Linked DNA regions of Mus musculus: region 2 is linked to region 1. A link is a contact called in ENCODE Hi-C or POLR2A ChIA-PET data. All regions are on one chromosome and are shown on one strand. Each heading gives the region's core, a stretch centred on a gene start or an enhancer-like site at or near the end of the contact. The rest is flanking DNA. Distances are from core to core; before and after follow the strand shown.

The links. A loop is a pair of places that touch in the nucleus more often than their neighbours do. ChIA-PET counts read pairs that join two places held with the same protein, here RNA polymerase II (POLR2A).
Region 2: a map of gastrocnemius shows a loop between it and region 1 (2.2-fold over the local background). The contact joins the promoter of Swsap1 here to the promoter of Zfp653 in region 1. A Hi-C loop is called at or near these places in 1 of 37 maps with a recorded cell type or tissue (gastrocnemius). POLR2A ChIA-PET finds 5 or more read pairs at or near these places in 2 of 5 experiments (Patski and embryonic stem cell).

The regions. Positions count from the first base shown.
Region 1 is chr9:22,068,811-22,073,233 of GRCm38, forward strand. Zfp653 (zinc finger protein 653) reads right to left here and starts at 2,566. Exons shown (of 9, transcript NM_177318.3): 1 at 2,239-2,566. The coding sequence starts at 2,531. Ecsit (ECSIT signalling integrator) reads right to left here. Exons shown (of 9, transcript NM_001253897.1): 8 at 4,172-4,277; 9 at 3,436-3,770. The coding sequence ends at 3,514. Gm16845 (predicted gene, 16845) reads left to right here and starts at 2,192. Exons shown (of 3, transcript NR_040407.1): 1 at 2,192-2,354.
Region 2 is chr9:21,953,375-21,957,797 of GRCm38, forward strand. Swsap1 (SWIM type zinc finger 7 associated protein 1) reads left to right here and starts at 2,379. Exons shown (of 2, transcript NM_025870.1): 1 at 2,379-2,630; 2 at 3,303-4,423. The coding sequence starts at 2,388. The coding sequence ends at 3,896. Gm45914 (predicted gene, 45914) reads right to left here and starts at 2,632. Exons shown (of 1, transcript NR_132099.1): 1 at 1,910-2,632.

The DNA.
Region 1 (4,423 bases), core at 1,316-3,815:
ATAAATAAATCTTTAAAAAAAAAAAAAAATTTAAAAAGGCAAAATATTGGAGCACATACTTAGAGTGCACAATGCCCAGGTTTCCTTTTCCTGAACCACACAAACCTATGTGGTAGCTCCCGCCTGTAAGCCCAGCACTCAGGCAGGAGAGCAGGAGGACAACTGCAGGTTCCTCCTCCCTGGCTGCCCAGGGCCTACCCTTACCACTCATGCTTCTGTGTCCAGGTTTCCTGGTTTAAAAAGAACGTGTTAACTCATTTATTTACAGGGTAAGGAATGTGCCATAGTGCTTGTGTATGGAGGGCAGAGGATAACCTGAGGGAGGAGCGTCCTTCCACTACCATGTGTCAAACACTTTCCTCTGAAGTGCTGGGATTACAAATATGCAAAGAATCTAGAGCTTCATGAAGGATGGGCAAGCTACTGATGGAGCCATATGCCCAACTAGTAGGGTTGTGTGTGTGTGTGTGTGTGTGTGTGTGTGTGAGAGCGTGCGCCCAGAGCTTCTCACACATGAGACACTCCACCACTGAGTTATACCCCTTGCTCCTAGCTGGTTATTGCCCCTAAGAATCAATGTATTTTTGTTTTTTGTTTTTGTTTTGAGACCTCTGTCTCTCTGTGTAGCCCTGGCTATCCTGGAACTCAACATATAGACCCAGCTGGGCTCAAACTCAAAAAGCTCTAGTTGCATCTGCCTCCAAAATGCTGGAATTACAGGCATGTGCCACTATGCCTGGATAACTTCTTAAAAATGATTTTACTATTTCATGTGCATAAGTTTTTACTTGCATTCATGTCTCTGCACCTGCCTGATGCCCTTGGAGGTCAGAAGAGGGCATGGAATCCCTTGGAACTGGAGTTACAGATGGTTGTGAACCACAATGCTGGTGACTGGAACCAAACCCAGGCCCTCTGAAAGAGCAACAAATGCTCTTAACTACTGATCCAACCTCTTCAGGGCCTAGAATCAACTCTTAAAGAATCATTCATACAGATGAGTGCAGACAAGAGCAGAACACGCTACACCTGAACCCTTACTATGGGCCAAACCCTTTCTATGCTCTCTATTTTCATTTTGTATTTTATTTGAGATAGAGTATCGTTATGCAGCCCTGGCTGGCTGGAACTGTCTGTGCAAACCAGACAGATAATATCCAATCCAGTGTTCACACCATGCAGCTACTGGCTGGGGAAGCTGGGGCAACAGCTGGAGTCCCAGGGTGAGCTTTCCCTCCATGGCTTAGCATCCAGCTTGTCTTCCCACTGTGGACACCTGCACTGTGAGACAGCAGGAGTAACCTCTATTGGAAATGCTCCACCTTCTAGCTGTTCTTAAGGGCATGGGGTTTTTACTCTTGGGCACTTCTGCTGTCCTTGTCTCTTCCTGGAGGACACTGAGAGAGACATGCTTGAGTCTCAAACAGGAGAGGCCATCTACACTTTCAGAGCCTGCTTCTCAGTGTGGCAAGCTGCACATGACAGTTTACCAATAGGTCTGACAACTACAGCGTGGTGAACCATTCATGGTCTTAGTCTGATCCCTAGAGGGCACGTGGTAGAAGAGGACTAGCTCTGCAAAGCTGTCTTCCCACCTCCTTATGTGGGCCTACATACACCACACACGCACACATACACAAGAATAAAAGTGCCCTCACACCAAGCCTGGCACATGCCTTTAGTCCCAGCACTCAGGATGCACACAAGTAACCCTGACAAGGTTGTTGAAACAGGTGGCTGGGTTAAGGCTGCTTTCTTGTTGAGGATCCGGGTTTGGTTCCCACAACCTACATGGTGGTTCACAATGGTGGTTTCTGGGGATCCGACACCCTTTTCTGACCTCTGCAGGTAGTTCATGCACGTGGTACACATATATCCACGAAGGCAAGGCACTCATACGCAGAAAATCAGAGTGCCCAGCACCTTTGGAGGTTTACACCTGAGAGCCAGCCCCAGGCCAGGCCAGTGGAGGCGGGTCGACTCTTCAGACGGGCCAGTCGGAGCTTCCGAAGGCGGGCAGAGGGGTGGGGCACAGGCTTGCATTGGGTAGTCAATGGGTCGGAGGCGGAGCCGCGAGGAGGCGCGTGAGGGGTCTGGGTTGCCTAAGCCCGAGACCGAGGGCCGCCAGGCGGCCCGGGGGTGGGGCTTCACGCTCCGGGGGCGGGGCCGCTGCCCTTTTCGTCCCTCCCCCGGCTTCTTCTCTCCCTCCCTCCCTCTCCCGGCCCCGCGCCCCCTTACCCGTGGCGACCGCTACGCTGGCCACGCTCCAGCGAAATGAGGTAGGCGGCAAGTTTGGCGTCGCTCCAGCCGCTGCGGCGTCTCAGGTCCACCCAGGGGCCGTGCGCCTCGCCCAGGTACACGCGCCGCACGTCGTACTTCTTCCGGGACTCGAGCCGCCTCCGGGCCCGGTCCGACTCGGTGAGCCGCGGCCGGCCCCGCGCCTTTCTGCCTGCCGCGCCTTCCTCTGCCGCCGCCTCCCCGCCTGCGCCCGCCTCCGCCTCCGCCCCGGGCTCTGGAGCCCGCTCCGCCATCCCCCCCTCCCTGGTTACCGGCCTCCCCCGTTGTTAGGAGCCTCGACCGGAAGTGGCGCGCCTAGTCTGCGCCGCCGGGAGATTTCTCACAGGGTCTTCTCTGCCCGCGGCGCCAAACGGGGACAACTAGCCATAGCTGCGCATGCGCGTAGTCCGTCCGGCCCAGGCCATGGAAGTGCGTTCTGTTGACAAGTCAGTTATTTGGGAGGTAGAGGCACTGGGTACTGAAACTCAGGTAATCCTTGCCTCTCTATTGAATTCTTCGGCAATGTGATTAAAGATTTTTTCAAAAGGGCTGGAGAAATGGCTCACTGGTTAAGGGCACTCACTGCTTTTCCAGAGGACCTGCGCTCAAATTCAGCACCTACATGGCAGCTAGAACTGTCTGTAATTCCAAGATCTACCATTCTCACATAAACATATATACATGCAGAACACCAATGCACATAAAATAAAGGTAAATACATTTAAAAGATGTTTTTAAAGGCCAACAAGTCGGCTCTGCAGGTAAGGTGATGGCTGGCATACTTGACAATCTGAGTTACATTTCCGAGATTCACAGGGTCATATATCGGAACAGACTCCAGCAAATGGTCTTCTGACCTCCACACATCCCTCCCATACCATAAATATATAAATGGATTTTTTTTTTTTTTTTTGGTTTTTCGAGACAAGGTTTCTCTGTGTAGCCCTGGCTGTCCTGGAACTCACTCTGTAGACCAGGCTGGCCTCGAACTCAGAAATCTGTCTGCCTGCCTCCCGAGTGCTGGGATTAAAGGCGTGTGCCACCACGCCCATCTATAAATGGAATTTTTGAAAAGACAAGTTTAAAAAAGGGTCCCAAGGTGGTAAACCCAAAAGAGCCCATGCAGAACATACGAAGGGAAGCCACAGGGCCAGGGAAGAGGTTTTGATTTTTTTATTTTCTCCATATTATTTCATACCAGCCCAGTCTTTTCTCCTCATGCCAGCTCTATCTGACTCAACTTTGCCCCTGCTGCTGCTCTGCCTGAATGGTCTCATCATCTTCCTCAGGCCCCTTGGGAGGACTGTGGGGAGGGGACTGTCCCTCCAGCCTTGAAGTTGTCAGGAGCTCCCCCGTGGACCTGGCCAGGCGGAATACCACTGGGATCTGTGCCAGGGTTGGGTTGGTCTCCTGCAAGCCTTGGATCCACTTGATCAATGTTGCCTGATCATGGGCACCAGCCATGCACATGGCGAAGACAGGGCCTTCTGTCACTGTTAGGAGAAGAGTTTGTGTCTCACCACTGTGACGTACTCTGAGCACCTCCATGAGTTCACAGCCAGCTCCCTGTGCCACATAAATGTTCTACATTTCCCTTGGCCATGCCACCCGCTGCTCAGATACTATCAAGAGACTAAGTTTGAGCCCTAACTTGGAGGCTACCATGTGCCTCCTCCCAACTCCCCACATATAACTTGACTGTTCCCTGCTGACCTGAGGCTTGCGCGTATTCTGGTCACATCACTAGTCAGTATAGAATGCTCCTTAAAAGATAGTACAAAGGGGAGAGGGAGTAGCCAAGGAGAGGTACCCTGGGGGGCATATGACCCCTCATCCTGTGGAGCGTGGACAAATGGCCACCACACAGATGTGCTGTGTTGAGACCTGCTTTTACCTTCATCCACGTCAAACTCATAGTCGTCCCAACCACTCCTTGAATATTCCAGGTCCAGCTTCTGTGGGTAGTACAGCTCCCATTCTTCTGGGATCTCCTCTACTTTCTACCTCAGGCAAGAGAGCAGGCAGGATTAGAGGCCAGAACACAAAACCTGTCCCTCAGCTGAGCCTTCAGGACAGTGCCAGCCCCACCCCCAACACAGAATCTGTAGTTCTGGCTAATCTGGAAGTTGCTGTGTAGACCAAGCTG
Region 2 (4,423 bases), core at 1,129-3,628, 120 kb before region 1:
GAATCCCCACCACATAGTCTTCTCAACCTGTGTCCTAGTGTGTGTGTGTGTGTGTGTGTGTGTGCGCGTGCGCGCGCGCAAGGGTCAGGGTGTGGAGTATAAAGTGGGAATATTGTATGGAATGCTTTGTGTCAGGGTTCAGCTGTTTATGTGTGTGGGGGCAATAGAACTCTGAATGCCATAGCATGTGTGTGCATGTGTGTGCATGCAGGGTGTGTGTATGTGCATGGTATGTGTGTTCTGGGGTGTGCATGTGTGTGTGCAGGGTGTGTGTGTGTGTGTGCTCAGGGTGAGGGTGCCCAGCTGTGTGTGTGGGTGTACTGGGGGATGTTGTGAAGCTGTTTTCTGTCCCCAGAGGGAAAGAGTAAGCTCAGGAAATCACAGTTCCGCCCTGTTCCTGGGTCTCCAGGCAACCGTACCACTTTGAAGTTACTAGGAGACAAGGTTTCCAGGGAAACAGGCTTGAGTGACAGCTCACGAGCCAAGTTTGGGTGAAGAGACTGGCTGAGAAATCAGGATCACCCACCACTCACCTTGGTTCCCTCAGTTCTTCCTCTTTCATTCAGTGACTTGACAAGAATTGCACTTTTCCAGTGTGGTCATAGACTCTTGTGAATGAAGCCCTCATTCTCTCTTCTCTCTCTCTCTCTCTCTCTCTCTCTCTCTCTCTCTCTCTCTCTCTTTCTACACACACACAATTTTCTCTCTCCTCTTAATACAAGCAGGCATTAAGAAGGTCCCAGGCCAAAAAGAAAGTTAGATGACAGGCCTCTTAAAGGGCCCTCATACAGGGAACCTGGGAGAGGTCTCAGTATGTACAGTGCAGGATGTACAGGCACGAGCCTGAGAGTCGACCCATTTAAACACTGGACACAGGATCGGTCTCGTGGTGGGGCTGTGACGGTCATCCAGTCTGACATACACAGCAGTGAACAAGACACACTGTGCAAATGAGCTAGAAGGTAAGGACTGACCTCCACACGCTAGGTGGCACAGGTAATCCTGCACACGCCCACACAAAAAAAGATTTTTAAAAAATCCCAGAAATCGGGGCCAGTGAGATGGCTTAGAGGACTCTTGCCACCAGCCCTGAAGATCTGTCATCCAGGGGCTGGCGAGATGGCTCAGCGGTTAAAAAACACTGACTGCTCTTCCAGAGGTCCTGAGTTCAATTCCCAGCAACCACATGGTGGCTCACAACCATCTACAATGGAATCTGATGATCTCTTCTGTCATGTAGGTGTACATGAAGACAGAGCACTCATATACATAAAATAAATAAATAAATCTTTTTTTAAAAATCTGTCATCCAGGGGACACACATGGTGGGGTAGAAAGAACTGCATCCCATCCCAGAAGTTGTCCTCAGAGTGCATGCACTCTGTGTCAATGGGAGTATATACACACTCACACCAACTAAATAAATGTAATCACCCCTCCCCCCATGGAGGGCAGAGTGCCTGCTCAGCATGGACAAAACCCCGAATTTCACCCCCAGCCTTGTATTAACTTATCATAGTGGCACAGGCTAAAATGTCTGGGACCCTACCAAAAAATAAAATTCCCCATATTCAACTATGCAGAGACAAGCAAACAGGTCTCTGTGAACTTTGCTTCGGTGACATCAGCAATTGTTCACACCAACGCATTACAATGATCACATGGAATCACAATATTCATTTTGCAGGTGGGCAAGCTAAAAGTCTGGTTATCATCATCATTATTATTATTTTTAAAGATAGGTGCTCATGTAACTCAGGCTGGTTGCAAACCTCAATATATATCTAAGGGAACCTACTTTTTTTTTTTTTTTTTTTTGAGACGGTTTCTCTAGACTGGCCTTGATCTTAAGAGATTCACCTGCCTCTGCCACTCAAGTACTGGAATTAAAGGTGCGCGACACCACCGACCGGCTTCTACTTTTTTTAATGTTTAGATTTATTTTTACATGAGTGTGTGTATAAGCGCGGGGCCATAAATATATGGGTGCCACGTGTCCGCGGAGTCCAGAAGAGGGCGTCGGATTCCCTCACACTGTACTTGTGCATGGCTGTGAATCACCTAGTAGATGGTGGGAACTGAACCCGGGTCTTTTGGAGGAGCAGCCAGTGCTCGTAACGACTGAGCCATTCTCTACAGCTCCGACCTAGAGCCTGGGCGTCTCTTTGGAGCACGTTTGGACCCTCGACCTTCCTTTCCTTTTAATCGATCACACGGCTTCTTGCAGCAATTCCCTCAAAGTACCCACTTCCTCCACGCTCCGTGTTTTGATCATTGGCTGACAGCTCCAGCGACGAACTTAGTCTGTGAACTATAGCCAATGAGGCCTCTGTGTGGGCGGGCCCAAGATGAGATATCGCTTTTGATTGGTCAGCGGCACTCAGCAAATGGCGGAGGCGCTGAGGCGGGTGCTGAATGCCGGCTGCGCGGCAAGGCCAGGAGAGGATGGCGCTGCCGGGCCGCCATTGCTGTTGCTCGGCGCTCCGCGCTCTGCGCAGACGTCGCTGCTGTTTGCAGCCGCCCTTGAGGCGGCAGGGGAAGGCCGCGGGTCCGTCCTCTTCGTGACGCGAAGGCCCCTTCAGAGCCTGCCGCTCAGTACACCCACAGCGCGAGAGCATTGGCGGCTCCAGGTAAACGGAGGGCTGGACCTGGCAATGCGTTACCCAATGGCGGGCTAGTTCGCGCCTGAGTGACAGTTCGATAGGCAAATGGCAGCGTGAATCGTAGATTCACAACTAAATCGTCATAAAGCGTCTGTGGAAGTGGTGGGTGGAAGAGGCGGAGTAGGGTCGTGGGACGGGACAGTGCGGGTTTAGTTAAGATGAAGTGAAAGACCGTCCTGTGGTCGGGCGGCATTGGTGAGCATGGGTGACAAACCAAAACAAACCACCAAAAACAACAACAAAAAAATACGGACTGGGATTAACTGAACAGAGAATTTACCTAACATGCGCGAAGCCCTGGGTTCTTTCTATCCCTTTAACCAGACTTGATAATATATGCCTGGGATTCAGTTCTCAGAAGTGTCAGGCCATCCTTGGCTACAAAACGCGTTTGCGATCATCCTGGGTCACATGAGGCCCTGTATTAAAGAAAAAAAATGTTTTTTCCTTAAATAATCTTGAGCAGTGACAACTGCTGGAGAAGGGCAGGTGACAAGGGTGAAGTATTTGAGCTGGTGCTTCATCCTGGAACTTTATATATGGACCATGAGAGCCTAGACCGGAAAGTATAGAAGTGAGGTAGCCATAATAGGGAGTTTTGACCTCCTATATTAAGTCTAGCCTTTTCCTATCTTCTAGAAGGTTCGTTTCCAGTACCCATCCTCAATTCAAGAGCTTCTCCAGCTGCTGGCCTCTGCCCATGAGGCCCCAGCACCGACCCCATCCCTTCTACTCCTGGACGGCCTGGAAGAATATCTCGCAGAGGATCCCAGTGCCCAGGAAGCCGCCTACTTGGCTGCATTGCTTCTGGATACTGCTGCCTTCTTTAGCCACCGTCTTGGAGCCAATGGCAGTTGTGGGCTTGTTGTGGCCCTTGAAACCCAGAAAGAAGCAGAGGCCGATGCCCCACATCTGCCATTACTTAAGCGATATTTTCCTGCACAGTGCTGGTTGCAGCCAGATGCCCTAGGCTTGGGACAGCATTGCTGCCTTCGAGCCAGCCTAGAGTTGGGCAAACTGAGCCCTAGGACAGAGTGGTCAGTGAGTTTCTTACCCTGTGGAGAGATGAAGGTCACCCCATGGCTTGCCCAGGCTTCTAAGCTCAGCCCAGAGAAGAAAGATTCAAGTGCTGGAAGCCAGTCCTTAACTTTGGGATGTGACAACCTCCCTGGTCCTGGGTCTCCCTTGGATGGGATACTTACTTCAGAGACAGGTGCAGATTCAAAGACCTGAAAAATGTAGATTTTCTGTTTATAAACTAGCATTATTGTCATCAGGGCTGGCAAGATCCCTTGGCAACAGGCACGGTAATTTGACTGATTCCCGGGACCCTCGTGGTAGAAAGAACTGACTCCTGCAAGTTGTCTTCTGACCTCCACATTTGGGTGGAAACACACAGCCCTCCACACTAATGATAAATTAGTAATGAGACCTTTAAGATAAGTAAGGCCAGCAGAGCCTTCCTTTGCCCACTCACCGTTGTCAATGAGATTCAGCCATGTTTCCTAGTGCAGGTCTTTTTATCTGCTGCATTTTTTATCCAGGCAGGCTCTCTAAGTCAGGCCAGCCTCAAACTAGATCCTTAGCTGAGGCTGTCCTTGAACTCCTGATCCTACAGCCTCATCTCTTGAGGGCGGGGCCTATCGAGTATGCTCCTGTTCTTGGCTCCTCTTGCACATTCCTTGGGTGCCCGTATCCCAGTTACCTCTATGTGTTGGCTTACGTAGTCATCCACATGACCTTGCACATGTATTTAGGGT